Linked DNA regions of Homo sapiens: region 1 is linked to region 2. Evidence: chromatin loops called from intact Hi-C (ENCODE). Cell type or tissue: mammary epithelial cell. All regions are shown on one strand.

Region 1 (8,000 bases), 80 kb after region 2:
TAAGTATGGCCTTGGAGGACAGGGTACATTTAGAGATTATTCTAAATGTAATGGGAAGCAATTAAGAGATTTTAAGCATGATCCAATTCACACTTTTAAAGTATCATTATGTCTGTTATGTGGAAAATGATTATATTTAAGGCCAGCATAGAAAAGAGAGATGAATTAATAGGCTATGGCAGTAGTCTATGCGAGAGATGATGGTAGCCTAGATTATAAAGGGGCAGAAGAGATGGATTTGGTCTTATTTTAATGATTGCTGATGGGGGAGCTAACAATCATGATGTTGGATTGGGTGGAGAGGCTTGGAAGAGGGAAGAATTAAGGATGACACACAGCAACTGAGTGTATGCTGCAAAAAGTACGAGTGGGGAGAGACTAGGAAAAAAACAGGTTTTATTCTGACAAAAACAAGCAATGGGGAAAGGATCTTCAACTCAGCAAATGGTGCTGGGAAAACTGGCTAGCCATATGCAGAAAACTGAAACTGGACCCCTTCCTTATACCTTATACAAAAATTAACTCAAGATGGATTAAAGACTTAAATGTAAAACCCAAAACCATAAAAACTCTAGAAGAAAACTTAGGCAACACCATTCAGGACATAGGCATGGACAAAGACTTCCTGACAAAATGCCAAAAGCAACAAAAGCCAAACTTGACAAATGGGATCTAATTAAACTAAAGAGCTTCTGCACGGCAAAAGAAACATCATCAGCGTGAACAGGCAACTTACCAAATGGGAGAACATTTTTGTAATCTACCTGTATTAGTACATTTTCAAGACACACTTGAGACTGGGAAGAAAAAGAGGTTTAATTGGACTTACTTACAGTTCCACATGTCTGAGAAGGCCTCAGAATCATGGCTGGAGGTAAAAGGCCTTCTTATTTGGTGGCAGCAAGAGAAAATCGGGAAGAAGCAAAAGTGGAAACCCCCGATAAGCCTATCAGATCTCGTAAGACTTATTCACTGTCACGAGAATAGCACAGGAAAGATGGGACCCCATGATTCAATTACCTCCCCCTGGGTCCCTCCCACAACAGGTGCTAATTCAGGGAGATACAATATAAGTTGAGATTTTGGTGGGGACACAGCCAAACCATATCATTCCACCCCTGACCCCTCCAAATCTCAAGTCCTCACATTTCAAAACCAATCATGCCTTCCCAACAGTCCCTCAAAGACTTATTTCAGCATTAACCCAAAAGTCCACAGTCCAAATTCTCATCTGAGACAAGGCAAGTCCTTTTCACCTATAAGCCTGTAGAATCAAAAGCAAGCTAGATACAATGGGATAACAGGTATTTGGTAAATATAGCCATTCCAAATGGGAGAGTTTGGCCAAAACAAAGGGGCTACAGGCCCCATGCAAGTCTGAAACCCCATGGGACAGTCAAACTTTAAAGCTCCAAAATAATCTCCTTTGACTCCAGGTCTCACATCCAGGTCACGCTGATGCAAAATGTGGGTTCCCATTGTCTTGGACAGCTCTGCCCCTGTGGCTTTGCAGGGTATAGCCTCCCTCCTGGCTGCTTTCATGGGCTGGCTTTTGAGTGTGTGTGGCTTTTCCAGGTGCACAGTCCAAGCTGTCGGTGGATCTACCATTCTGGGGTTTGGAGGACTGTGACCTTCTTCTCACAGTTCCACTAGGTAGTGCCCCAGAAGGGACTCTGTGTTGGGGCTCCAACCCCTCATTTCCCTTCCACACTGCCCTAGCAGAGAATCTCCATGAGGGCCCCAGCCCTGCAGCAAACTTTTGTATGGGCATCCAGGCGTTTCCATATATCTTCTGAAATCTAGGTGGAGGTTCCCAAACCTCAATTCTTGACTTCTGTGTACCCACAGGCTCAATAGCATTGGAAGATGCCAAGGCTTAGGGCTTCCACCCTCTAAAGCCACAGCTCGAGCTATACATTGGCCACTTTCAGCCAAGGCTGGAGCAGCTGGGACACAGAGCACCAAGTCCCTAAGGCTGCACACAGCACGGGGACCATGGGCCCAGCCTACGAAACCACTTTTTCCTCCTGGGCCTCTGGGCCTGTGATGAGCGGGGTTGCCATGAAGGTCTCTGACATGGCTTGGAGACATTTTCCCCATGGTCTTGGGGATGAACATTAGGCTCTTTGCTACTTGTGCAAATTTCTGCATCTAGCTTGAATTTCTCCCCAGAAAATGGGTTTTTCTTTTCTATCACATAGTCAGGCTGCAAATTTTTCAAACTTTTATTCTCTCCTTCCCTTATCCTTTAACAGCACCCAAGTCACCTCTTGGATGCTTTGCTGCTTAGAAATTTCTTCCACCAGATACCCTAAATCATCTCTCTCAAGTTCAAAGTTCCACAAATCACTAGGGGCAGAGGAAAAATGCCACTAGTGTCTTTGCTAAAACATACCATGAGTCATCTTTGTTCCAGTTCCCAACAAGTTCCTCAGCTCCATCTGAGACCAACTGGATTTCATTGTCCATATCACCATCAGCATTTTGTTCAAAGCCATTCAACAAGTTTCTAGGAAGTTCCGAACTTTCCCACATTTTCCTGTCTTCTTCTGAGCACTCCAAACTGTTCCAACCTCTTATTCTGTTCCAAACATTTTATTCAGTTCCAAAGTTGCTTCCACATTTTCAGGAATATTTTCAGCAGCACCCCACTTTCCTGGTACAAATATACTGTATAAGTCCATATTCAAGACATACCCAAGACTTGGAAGAAAAAGAGGTTTAATTGGACTTACAGCTCCACATGGCTGAGTAGGCCTCAGAATCATGGCAGTAGGTGAAAGGCACTTCTTACGTGGCAGTAGTGAGAGAAAATGCGGAAGAAGCAACAGCAGAAACCCCTAATAAACCTATCAGATCTTGTGAGACTTATTCACTATCACAAGAATAGCACAGGAAAGACTGACCCCCCATGATTCAATTACCTCCCCCTGGGTCCCTCCAACAACATGTGGGAATTCTGGGAGATAAAATTCAAGTTGAGATTTCAGTGGGGACACAGCCAAACCATATTACCACCCATCTGACAAAGGTCTAATATCCAGAATTTAAAAGGAACTTAAATAAATTTACAAGAAAAAACCCCATCAAAAAATGGGCAAAGGATATGAAGAGACACTCCTCAAAAGAAGACATTTATGCAGCCAACAAACATATTTAAAATTGCTAAACATCACTGATCATCAGAGAAATGCAAATAAAGACCACAATGAGATACCCTTTCATGCCAGTCAGAATGGCGATTATTAAAAAGTCAGGAAACAATAGATGCTTGTGAGGATGTGGAGAAATAGGAATGCGTTTACACTGCTGGTGGGAATATAAATTAGTCCAACCACTGTGGAAGGCAGTATGGAGATTCTTCAAGGATCTTGAACCAGAAATAACATTTGACTCAGCAATCACATTACTGGGTATATACCCAAAGGAATATAAATCATTCTACTATAAAGACACATGTACACGTATGTTTATTGCAGCACTATTTACAAGAGCAGACATGGAACCAACCCAAATGCCCATCGATGTTAGACTGGATAAAGAAAATATGGTACATATACACCATGGAATACTATGCAGCCATAAAAAGTAATGCAATAATGTCCTTTGCAGGAACATGAATGAAGCTGGAAGCCATCATCCTCAGCAAACTAATACAGGAACTGGAAACCAAACACTGGATGTTCTCAATCATAAGTGGGAGTTGAACAATGAGAACACATGGACACAGAGAGGAGAATGACACACACCAGGGTCTGTTGGTGGGGGGGAGTGGAGAGTGACGCGAGGGAACTTATAGTATGGGTCAATAGGTGCAGCAAACCACCATGACACCCATATATCTATGTCATAGACCTGTATGTTCTGCACACACACACAAACACAGGTTTTATTGCTCTTGTTATTTTAGTGGACCTTGGAGAATTTGGGTTGCGTTTTGCATATAGTAAGTTTGAGATTTCTATAAACCAGTGATACTGAGATGTCAAGGTATAAGCATATACAACTTCTGTGGTCAGAGGAGAGCAGGACTAATTATACAAGTTCAGTTAACATGAGCATATGGTCTTTTAAAAAACTTTTTTTATAGATTAAAAGGCACACAAAAGACACCAATACAATGTGCCCTTCACCCAGTTTAAATAATTATTCATTTATGGCCAGTCTTGTTTTAACTACACCCTCCATTCCCTATCCCCTCTTCCCCACCACTGCTGCTGACACTACTAGATTATTTTGAATAAACTCCTGGATATATAATTTGCATCGTAAGTCTGTATGGATTTCTAAAAGTTGAGCACTCTATAAAAATATAGTCACAATATCATTATAACAACTAAAGTAACAATTATTTAATATTATATATTCTGTCAGTGTCACAATTCCCTTAACTATTCATAAATTATTAGTTACAGATTGTTTTTGAATCAGGGTTGGAATAAAGTGCTTACATTATAGTTAATTTTTTTCTTACATTTCTTTTAATCTGTAGGCTTTTGCTTCCCTCTCTCTCTCTCTCTCGCAATTTATTTGTGGATAAACTAAATTCTTGGTCTGGTAGAGAGTCTTACAAACTGGATTTTTTTCTGATTGCATCACCATAGAGTTATTTTTCCCATTATTTTTTCTTTCTCCATTTCCTTCTGTAAATTAGTACAGTAGTTCCTTCTTATCTGTGGGGAATACATTCCAAGACCCCCAGTAGATACCTGAAATGACAGATAGTACAGAACCATGTAGACACTGTGTTTTTTTTCTACACATGCATATGTATGATAAGGTTTCATTTAGACATCAGCTACAGGGTTCTCATGCCTTGGGGGCCATTATAAAGTAAAATAAGGTTGACTTGAACACAAGCACTGTGATTCTGTGACAATCTGAGAATCGAGAAGGCTACTAAGTAACTAATAGGCAAGTAGCATCTACAGTGTGGATCCGTTGGACAAAGGAGCAGTTTGTGTCCTGGATGGAGATAGAGCAGGATGGTGTGAGATTTCATTACGGTACTCAGAATGATGTGCAACTTAAAACCTATGAATTGTTTATTTCTGGAATTTCCTATTCCATATTTTCAGAACTCAGTTGACCACAGGTAACTGAAACCTCAGGAAGCAAAACCACAGATAAGGCAGAACCACTGTACTTACATCTATAGATTTTTAGCAGGCTCAGATTTAATTATTTTTGGTCACAAACATTCATATTGGCACAAAATGTGTAGTTTTCTTGCTTTTTCTGACATTAGCAGCCATTGAGGATCATTGCTTAGGTCTATTATTTCATTTGGTGTTTCAAAAAGCCTCTTAATTTAGTTTCTGGACAATTTTGACACATTTCCAGCCTTATACCTACAGTCAACCATTTCTCTTGGGAACCCTAGTTTTTTTTAGTAGAAAAATGGTATTTAAAGAAAGAAAAATGGTATTGTATTAAATACAATCTGGCTACTCGTTGATTTTGGGTTGATCTCTGGTGCTAGGTCTTGTCAGTGGCTACAGCTAGAGGATGCATCACACCTTCATCCTGCTGTTTCCCTTTTCAGTTCAGGACCCTAGGGTATTTACTTAACCTCTTCAATGTTGTATAATGATGGTTTCTAATGTCACCAGAAAAGATGATTACCTAGTGAGAGTGCAGAGAGGGCCTATAAACTGAGTTCTGTGAAAATCGATATTTAGGGGATGGAAAGGGGGGAAATGCCTGGAAAAGCTGTTACAGAAAGGTACAGCACCCTGAAAGCAAACATAAGAGAATACCTGAGAAGGAGGAGATGATTGCGTTGGAAGATCCTGAGAAGTCAAGTAGTATGAAGTAACATTGCCTGACTGTGTATTTGGCAAACAGGAAGCAATTATTTGCGTAGAATGACTGGGGCAGAAGCTCTGTCACAGTGGGCTGATAAGTGGGGGGAAATAGAAGATGGAGGTAGTATGGATAGAGATATGTCCTAATTCTGAAAGATGGAGATCAGGTGGCCCATTTATAAGCAGGTTTGCCTCAAGAGGTATTTTTTAATTGAAACGTAGGTCTGAGTCAAGGAAAGTTCTTTCTGAAGAGATCTCAGAGGCAGTTAAGGTATCCATGTTTATAAAATCTAAATTAATGGGGCATAAATCTATTCCAATACAGTTTTCCTTTTACATTAACTGGATTCTTTAGTGTACTGAGTAATTCAATGTATATAGGCATATTTACACAAAGTTCTTTCCGTGAGTCTTTTCCATAAACAGAAAATTTCCGTCTTCATTGAACAGCAGAGGTCTAGTGGAATTGTAAGTCATTGATGTCTCTTACTAGTGGTCCCATCACTCATACTATCATTTCTGTACATTATCCCTGGATTCCTCTTTGTTCCAGCTGACTGTTCCATCGTTAAGACCATAGGAAGATTCACAGGGCAAAGAAAGAAAATATCCAAGCTTTCTGTCATTTCCATGTGTTGTAATAGATTCACCTAAAGTAATTACCTAGGCTATGCATTCTCAGCCTCACTGCCTTGGCCAGATGGTGTGTTGTTCTCCTCTACAGCCCGTTAGTTTATTTTAGCAAACCCTTGAGACTGCTTTAACATCTCATAAACGAAGTGAATGAAGGCCAGGTTCTTTCTAGGTTAATGATTTTGAGATCTGTATTTTTGAAACCAAAGCACTGTTTCAGCAAAGGAAAAAAAAAAATCAACAGATGGGAAAGAGGGTCACTATCGGTGATTATGATGGGAGTAAAACAGCTTACATAAGGCAAAGAACAGACTGTAGTTGAGTTTAGTTCTTCCCCATAGTTCTGTGGACACAGATACAAAAGTAAATGAGGTTTGCCTGTTGTTTCAGAGAATCTTTAAGAGTGGAGAGATGGTAAAATGACAATAATGATTCTCATGCTTTCCATTTGGCAGTGTGTTACTTCTCACTGAGAGGTTTTTTTCCAGAATAGCAAGCTTTGCTTTGAAATGAAAGGGGCCATTTTTATTGATTAACTTTTCTTTTATAACATATAGTCTGTAGCAAGTAATTTTAATATGTTTTGAAGAAAAACAATATTTTGAATTGGAAGCCTCCATTTAAATGTACCCAGTGTGACTACTCAAATTCAACAATCATTTCTCTAGGATAGAAGGGGAGTGGAATTTCTTTTTTTTTTTTTTTTTTTTGAGACGGAGTCTCGCTCTGTCGCCCAGGCTGGAGCGCAGTGGCGGGATCTCGGCTCACTGCAAGCTCCGCCTCCCGGGTTCACGCCATTCTCCTGCCTCAGCCTCCCGAGTAGCTGGGACTACAGGCGCCCGCCACTACGCCCGGCTAATTTTTTGTATTTTTAGTAGAGACGGGGTTTCACCGTTTCAGCCGGGATGGTCTCGATCTCCTGACCTCGCGATCCGCCCGCCTCGGCCTCCCAAAGTGCTGGGATTACAGGCGTGAGCCACCGCGCCCGGCCGGAATTTCTTTTTAATAGCTGTATTAAAAAAAAAACAGTTTATCTAAAAACAATAACTTAGAAGATACAGTATTTTTCCGACAAATGAATTCCCAGGAAGGGAGTGGGGTGGGTTTTAAAGAAAAGAAAATATGAAAGACTAATAGAACATTTTCAACCACATTTCTTTTCTTCACACAGGTGGAGGGACAGTAAGAGCCCACTATGGCTTCAGATTTTCTCTCATTTGTCTTGATTATTGTCATCATCTGAGGGCTTTGAGTAGCACGTACAACAAAGATCAAATGAAGACACCTTAGGCAAAAGTGGGGTGAAGGATAGGTGCAAATAGATGGAGATGATGACTGTAAAGGTCACTAATTCTGTGGGAAGAGAAATATTTTCCCTCTAGCCTTACATTTATTTTTAAACTTACTTAATATCCTACCTTGTCTACTTTGCTGATTCATGCATATCTAGTCTGAAAGAAGTATTGTTCTAGGGATACCATGAATATAGTTTAAAGGCCATAAAAAATGACTTTCACAAGTCACAACACTCAATTATACATGCAATTTTATTGGCTAAGA
Region 2 (8,000 bases):
TTACATGAAATGTAGGGAGTCTAAACACCAATTAAGACGGAAACTCTGATTAGATTTACAAAGTAAGATCCAATTATACGCTATCCACAAAGATTGACTTTAAAGTCAGATACGAGAAAATAAGCATATGTATGGCACAACCACTAATAAAAGCTGGAGTGGCTATATTAATATCAGATAAAATAGACTTTAAAACAATATTAGGGATAAAGAGAGACAGTACATAAAGATTAAGTGGTTAAATCCCAGACATGCATGCACAAAGCAACAAAGCTGCAAATACATGAAACAAAACTGATAGAACTAAAAAGAAAAACAAACAAATTGACAGACTTCACTGGCAATAACACTCCTTTCTTAGTAATCATTAGACCAAGTCCACAGACAAGCAGTAAGGATTTAAAAAATACCTGAACAATACATCATCTAACTTGATTTAATTGATATTTATGAAACATTTCACCTAACAGCAGAATGTACATTCCTTTCAAATGCACATGGAACATCCACCAAAATTGACCATATTCTGGGCCACAGATAAGGTTATCAAATGTTTTAAAAATGGAAATTCCACAAAATATGCCCTCTGGCCACAGTAAAATTAAATTGACAATCAGTAAGAAAAAATATATTAAAAATTATCAAATATTTGGAGATAACACACAGACTTCTAAATAATCATAGACAAAATGTAACAATGAAAATTAGGAAAAAAAGAAAAAATGAATAAGACAAAAACAGTAACAATTTGTGAAAGACAGTTAATATATGGCTTATGTTTTATGAAAGCTTATGAGAAGAATGATCTCAAATCAATGACCTACGTCTTCACATTAAGAAACTAAAAAAAAAAAAAAGGTAAACTCAAAGAAAATGAAATGTAATAATAAATATTACAGAGGAAACAAAATTCAAAGCAGAAAACAAAAAGAAAAATCATATAAATGTGATAAAGTTTGAATGTTTGTTCACTTAAGGGATCCTCCTGCCTCAGCCTCCCAAGCAGCGGACCACAGGTGTGTGCCACCATGCCTGACTAATTTTGTTAATTTTTTGTAGAGATTGGGGTCTCACCATGTTTCCCAGGCTGTTTTCAAACTTCTGGGCTCAAGCAGTCTTCCTGCCTCAGCCTCCCAAAGTGTTGGGATTATAGGTTTGAACCACTGTACCTGGCCAAAAATTCCTTAAGGACATAAAATAGAAGAAATCACTTTAGGACTCATATTTTTTAAAATCAAAATTATCTTGACAATAAATCTGGACATTCCAAAAAAAAACTTACTTACAAACCTTATTTATGAAAATAGACACAAATCTTCAACATAGTAAATCTAATACAGTAATATATAAAAAGACCTTTATTATAGTGAGGAAATTTTCTCTATACTTATTTTGTTGAGAGTTTTTAATCACAAAAGAAGTTAAACTTCATCAAATATTTTCTCTCCATCTATTGAGATGATCATGTGGTTTTTATCTTTAATTCTGTTCATGTGGTATATCACCTCGTTTGATTTGAATATGTTAAACCAACCTTGCATTCCAGGAATAAATCTCACTTGGTCATGGGGCATTGTTGAATTTGGTTTGCTAGTATTTTATTGAGGATTTTTGCATCTATGTTCATCAGAGATATTGGCCCGTAGTTTTCTTTCCCTGTGGCATCTTTGTCTGGCTTTGATGTCAGGCTGATGCAGGCTTCATAAAATGAGTTTGAAAATATTCCCTCTACTTCTATTTTTCGGGAAGAGAAGAGGATTGGAAAGCTTGGTATTGATTCTTCGAGTGTTTGGTAGAATTCAGTCATGAAGTCATCTGATCTGGTTCTAGGTTTTCTTTGTTGGGAGGTTTTGGATAACTACTTCAGTCTTCATTTGTTATTTATCTGCTCAGGCTTCCTATTTCTTCTTGATTCAGTCTTGGTAGATGTGATGTTGTGAAGTATATTTTTGGTCTTCAATCTCATTTCCTGGCATACAATATACTCTTTTCCTAAAATCCTTAGAATCTCCAAAGAGATGTCTTTTTGTACACTTATGATTAACTAATGGCTGGCAGCCTCCAGGTAGCTTCAGGATGGGGCTGGTCACCAGAAAGACCAAGGCATGATTAGAGGATTTGGACTTTGAACTATACCTCCCAGCCTCCAGCGAGGGCAGAGGGCCTGAAAATTAAGTTGATCATCAGTGGTCAATGATTTAGTCAATCATGCCTACATAATGAAGCCTTCATAAAAACCCAAAAGGACAGGGTTGGGGTGGGAGGGCTTCCGGATAGCTGCACATGCAGAGGCTTTCAGGAATGTGAACAAAAACTCATCCACATGCCAGGAGGGTGGTGCACCACAACTCCACAGGGACAGAAGTTTCTGTGCTCAGGACACTTCCAGACCTTACCCTATGTATCTCATCATCTGGCTGTTTATTTGTAATATCCTTTATAATAAACTGGTAAACATAAGTACATGTTTGATTTCTGCTAGCTGCTCTAGCAAATTAATTGAACTGAGAGAAGAGATTGTGGGAACCCCAACTTGAAATCAGTCATCAGAAGTCCCAGAGGCCCAGACTTGAAATTGATGGGAAAGTGCGGGGTTGGGAGGGTGGTGGTTCTTGAGGGACCAAGCCCTCTTCCTGTGGGATCTGATACTCTCTCCAGATAGACAGTGTCAGAACTGAACTGGAGGACATTCAGCTGGTGCCCATTGCAGACCTGCTTTCTTGCTTGGTGTATGGGAAGAAATCCCCAAACCTTTGGTCACAGAAAGCTTCTGTATTGCTTATTGTTGTATTGTAAGAGCAGAGGAAAAAAATGGTTTGAGTTCATTGGTTTTTCTACTCTGTAAGTTTTATGTTTTAAGAAATTATTCATTTCTTCTGTGTTACATGCCATTTGTTGTTGGTATAGTCTTTTATGATTATGTTTATTTCTGAGGCTTCCATTGCAATATCACTAATTTCTGGCTACTTATTAGAGTCTTCTCTCTTTTTCTTAGTCCTGCTAAGGGTTTCTCAATTTTGTTTATTCAAAAATCAACTCAGTTTTGTTGATTTTTAAATACTTTTTCAATTCTCTATTTGATTTGCTTTTGCTTCAGTTTTTATTATTTCTTTCCTCCTGCTAACTTTGAATTTAGTTTTTTCTAGTTCTTTTATATATGTTGCTTAATTAAGATCTTTGTTCTCTTTTTAGTGTAGATTTTTTTTATCATAAACTTCCTCTTAGTACTGTTGTTGCTGCACCCTGTAAGTATTGGTAAGCTGTGTTTTTGTTTTTATCTTGAGGTTTTTAAAAGTCTCTTTTGATTTTCTTTTTGACCCGTGGTTTTTCAGGAATGTGTCATTTAGTTTCCACATATTTGGGAGTTTTCCTATTCTCCTGCTGTTGATTTCTGGTTTCATTCCATTGTGGTTGGAAAAGATACTTGGTATGATTTCAAACCTATTAAATGTGTTAAGACTTGTTTTGTGACCTAACATATGATCTATCCTGGAGAATGTTCTGTGTGCACTGAAGAAGAATACACATTCTTCTGCTGTTGGGTGAAAAGTTTTGTATATGTCTATTAAATCCATTTAATCTACAGTGTTGTTCATGTCAACTCTTTATTGATTTTCTGTTTCACTGTTCTATCATTACCGAGAGTAGAGCATCGAAGTCTCCTACTGCTATTGTATTTCTGTCAATTTCTCCTTTCAGATCAGTCCATATTTGCTTTATATAGCTAGTCAGTCTGCCATTGGGTGCACATATACTTACAGTTATATCTTTTTGTTGAATTGACCCTTTAGTCATTATGTAAAGACCTTTCAGACAGAGATAAAAATATTGTAGGATCTCACTTGTATGTGGTATCTAAAATAAGTCAAATACATTGAAACAGAAAGTAGAACAGTGGTTAGCAGTGTGAGGGCAGAGGAGGAAATGGAGGGATATAGGTCAAAGAGTATAAACTTGCAGTTATATAAGGTGAATAAGTCTGGAGATCTAATGTAGAGCATGAGGACTATAGTTAGTATTATATGGTACACAGAAAATTTGCAAAGAAAATAGACTTTAGATGTTCTTGACACAAAAAAGCAACTATGTGAGGTTATTAATATATTAATTTGCCTGACTGTAGTAATCATTTCACTTCATATAATAAAACATGTTGACATCTTAAATTTATACAATTAAATGAATGAATGAACCAAGGGGGTCTATTGGAAAAATGGAAAGTTTTGTTTGACATTTGAAAATTAAAGTAATTCACCATGTCAGTGTACTAAAGAAGTAAAACCAAATAATCTTCAAAATAAATGCAGAAGAAGCATCTGAAAATATTTTTTTTTTTTTTTTTGAGATGGAGTCTCATCTCACTTGGTTGCCCAGGATGGAGTAAAGTGGCATTACCTCGGCTCACTGCAACCTCTGCCTCTCAGGTTCAAGCAATTCTTCTGCCTCAGCCTCCCAAGTAGCTGGGATTACAGGCACCCACCACCATGCCCGGCTAATTTTTGTATTTTTAGTAAAGATGGGGTATCAACATGTTGGCCAGTCTGGTCTCGAACTCCTGACCTCAGGTGATCCACCCACCTCAGCCTCCCAAAGAACTGGAATTACAGGCATGAGCCAGTGCGCCTGGACTAAAAAAAATTAATATCCACTTATAATTTAAAAAGAAAACCTCTCAGCAAACTTGAATTAAAGGTAACATCCTCACTTTAATATAGAACATTGACAAAGAACTTACATCTAACTTGATACTTTCTGCTGAATGACTGAATGCTTTCTGCCAAAATTTTGGAACAAGGCAAGAAAGTCCATTCTCACCACTCTTATTTAGCACAACACTGGAGAGTTTGGCCGGTGTAATAGGCAAAATATAAAACAAAACAAAACAAAACACACAAAAAATGAAAGATAGGCAAATGGGAAAGGAAAAAAGAAAATGATCTCTCTTTGCCAACAACATAATTGTATATATAAGTAATCCAGAGAATCTACAAAAGACTCCTAGAACTAATAGATGAGGTTAGCAAGGCCAAGGATACAAGTTTAATATTCAAAAATAAATTATTATATACACTAACAACAACTGAAAATTAAAATTTTAAAAACACCATTTAAAATATCACAAATAAGAATACTTAACATATATTTAAAAATATGTGCAAAATGTGTATGCTTAAAATTTCAAAACAGTGATGACAGAAATCAAATAAGACCTAAACAACTGGAGAGATGAAAAGTGTTCAGGGATTGAAATACTTAAATTTTTAATTTTTTTTTCTATTTTATTTTATTTATTTTGAGTTTTACTTTAAGTTCTAGGATTCATGTCCAGAACATGCAGGTTTGTTACATAGGTATACACGTGCCATGGTGGTTTGCTGCACCTATCAACCTGTCATCTAAGTTTGAACCCACATGCATTAGGTATTTGTCCTAATGGTCTCCCTCGCCTTGCTCCTCCGTGCCCTGACAGGCCCTGGTATGTGATGTTCCCTCTCTGTGTTCATGTGTTCTCATTGTTCAACTCCCACTTATGAGTGAGAACATGTAGTGTTTGGTTTTCTGTTCTGTGTTAGTTTGCTGAGAATGATGGCTTCCAGCTTAATCCATGTCCCTGCAAAGGACATGAACTCATTCTTTTTTATGGCTGCATAGTATTCCATGATGTATATGTGCCACATTGTCTTTATCCAGTCTATCATTGATGGGCATTTGGGTTGGTTCCAAGTCTTTGTTATTGTACGTAGTCCTGCAATAAACATACATGTGCGTGCGTCTTTATAGTAGAATGATATATAATCCTTTGGGTATATACCCAGTAATGGGTTTGCTGGGTCAGATGGTATTTCTGGTTCTACATCCTGGAGGAATCGCCACACTGTCTTCCACAATGGTTGAACTAATTTAAACTCCCACCAACAGTGTAAACGCATTCCTATTTTTCTATATCCTTACCAGCATCTGTTGTTTCCTTTTTAATAATCGCCATTCTAACTGGCTTGAAATGGTATCTCACTGTGGTTTTGATTTTCATTTCTCTAATGATCAGTAATGATGAGCTTTTCTTCATATGTTTGTTGGCCACATAAACGTCATCTTTTGAGATGTGTCTGTTCATTTCCTTCACCCACTTTTTGATGGGATTGTTTGTTTTTTCTTGTAAATTTGTTTAAGTTCCTTGTAGATTCTGGATATTGGACCTTTGTCAGATGGATAGATTGCAAACATTTTCTCCCATTCTGTAGGTTGCCTGTTCACTCTGATGACAGTTTCTTTTGCTGTGCAGAAGCTGTTGAGTTTAATTAGATCCCATTTGTCAATTTTGGCTTTTGTTGCAATTGCTTTTGGTGTTTTAATCATGAAGTCTTTGCCCATGCCTGTGTGCTGAATGGTATTGCCTAGGTTTTCTTCTAGGGTTTTTACGGTTTTATTAAAGACATTTAAGTCTTAATTCATCTTGAGTTAATTTTTGTAAAAGATATAAGGAAGCAGTCCAGTTTCTGTTTTCTGCATAAGGCTAGCTAGTTTTCCCAGCACCATTTATAAAATAGGGAATCCTTTCCTCATTGCTTGTTTTTGTCAGGTTTGTCAAAGATCAGATGGTTGTAGATGTGTGGTATTATTTCTCTGGTCTCTGTTCTGTTCCATTGGCCTATATATCTGTTTTGGTACCAGTACCATGCTGTTTTGGTTACTGTAGTCTTGTAGTATAGTCTGAAGTCAGGTATTGTGATACCTCCAGCTTTGTTCTTTTTGATTAGGATTGTCTTGGGTATACGGGCTCTTTTTTGCTTCCATATGAAATTTAAAGTAGTTTTTTCTAGTTTTATGAAGAAAGTCAATGGTAGTTTGATGGGAATAGCATTGAATCTATAAATTACTTTGGGCAGTATGGCCATTTTCATGATATTGATTCTTCCTATCCATCAGCATGAAATGTTTTTCCATTTGTTTGTGTCATCTCTTATTTCCTGGAGCAGTGGTTTGTAGTTCTCCTAGAGGACGTCCTTCTCGTCCCTTGTTAAGTTGTATTCTTAAATATTTTATTCTCTTTGTAGCAATTGTGAATGGGAGTTCACTCATGATTTGGCTGTCTGCTGGTCTATTATTGGTGTATAGGAATCCTTGTGATTTTTGCACATTGATTTTGTACCCTGAGACTTTGCTTAAGTTGCTTATCAGCTTAAGGTGTTGTTGAGCTGAGACAATGGGGTTTTCTAAATATATAACAATGTCATCTGCAAACAAAAACAATTTGACTTCCTGTCTTCCTATTTGAATGCCCTTTATTTCTTTCTGTTGCCTGATTGCCTATTTCTTTCTGTGGCCAGAACTTTGAATACTATTTTGAATAGAAGTGGTGAAAGAGGGCATCCTTGTCTTATACTGATTTTCAAAGGGAATGCTTCCAGCTTTTGCACATTCAGTATGATATCGGCTATGGGTTTGTCATAAATAGTTCTTATTATTTTGAGATATGTTCAATCAATACCTAGTTTATTGAGAGTTTTTAGCATGAAGGGGTGTTGAATTTTACCGAAGGCCTTTTCTGCATCTATGAGATAATCATGTGGTTTTTGCCATTGGTTCTGTTTATGTGATGGATTATGTTTATTGATTTGCATATGTTGAATCAGCCTTGCCTCCCAGGGATGAAACCGACTTGATCATGGTGGATAAGCGTTTTGACGTGCTGCTGGATTCTGTTTGCCAGTATTTTATGAAATACTCAATATTTTTAAGATGTCACTTATTTCCAAATTGGTATAAGATGTGACATAACTCTAAACAATTGATAAGCTTATTCTAAAATGTACTGTATATGAAAATGCCAAGGAAATAGCATAGCCAAATCAATGCTGAAAAAGTTAAAGATGATTCACATTCTCTAATCTCAAAACTTACTAAAAAGCTACAATAACCAAGACAATGTGTTATCAGTGGAAGAATAGACACACATAGATAAAAGAAACAGAATAGTGTGGAAGTAAATGCCCACATAT

What was found. Peaks named below come from ENCODE experiments on the same cell type or tissue, not always from the same donor. Only the 100,000 strongest peaks of a DNase experiment are listed, where the experiment ranks them.
Region 1: a loop joins it to region 2, with 24 times the contacts of the local background. A loop is called at or near these places in 1 of 110 quality-filtered maps.

Annotation. Positions count from the first base shown.
Region 1 is chr5:125,451,821-125,459,820 of GRCh38, reverse strand. No RefSeq gene overlaps it. Among named protein-coding and RNA genes, the nearest start is that of LINC02240, 37 kb to the left of the region's middle. In mammary epithelial cell, no CTCF peak of the experiment used is centred here; a DNase peak (open chromatin) is centred at 7,990.
Region 2 is chr5:125,532,198-125,540,197 of GRCh38, reverse strand. All of the region lies in intron 3 of LINC02240 (long intergenic non-protein coding RNA 2240), which reads right to left. All of the region lies in intron 8 of LOC124901056 (a long non-coding RNA gene), which reads left to right. Among named protein-coding and RNA genes, the nearest start is that of LINC02240, 43 kb to the right of the region's middle. In mammary epithelial cell, no CTCF peak of the experiment used is centred here; a DNase peak (open chromatin) is centred at 3,417; H3K27ac peaks cover 1,310 bases.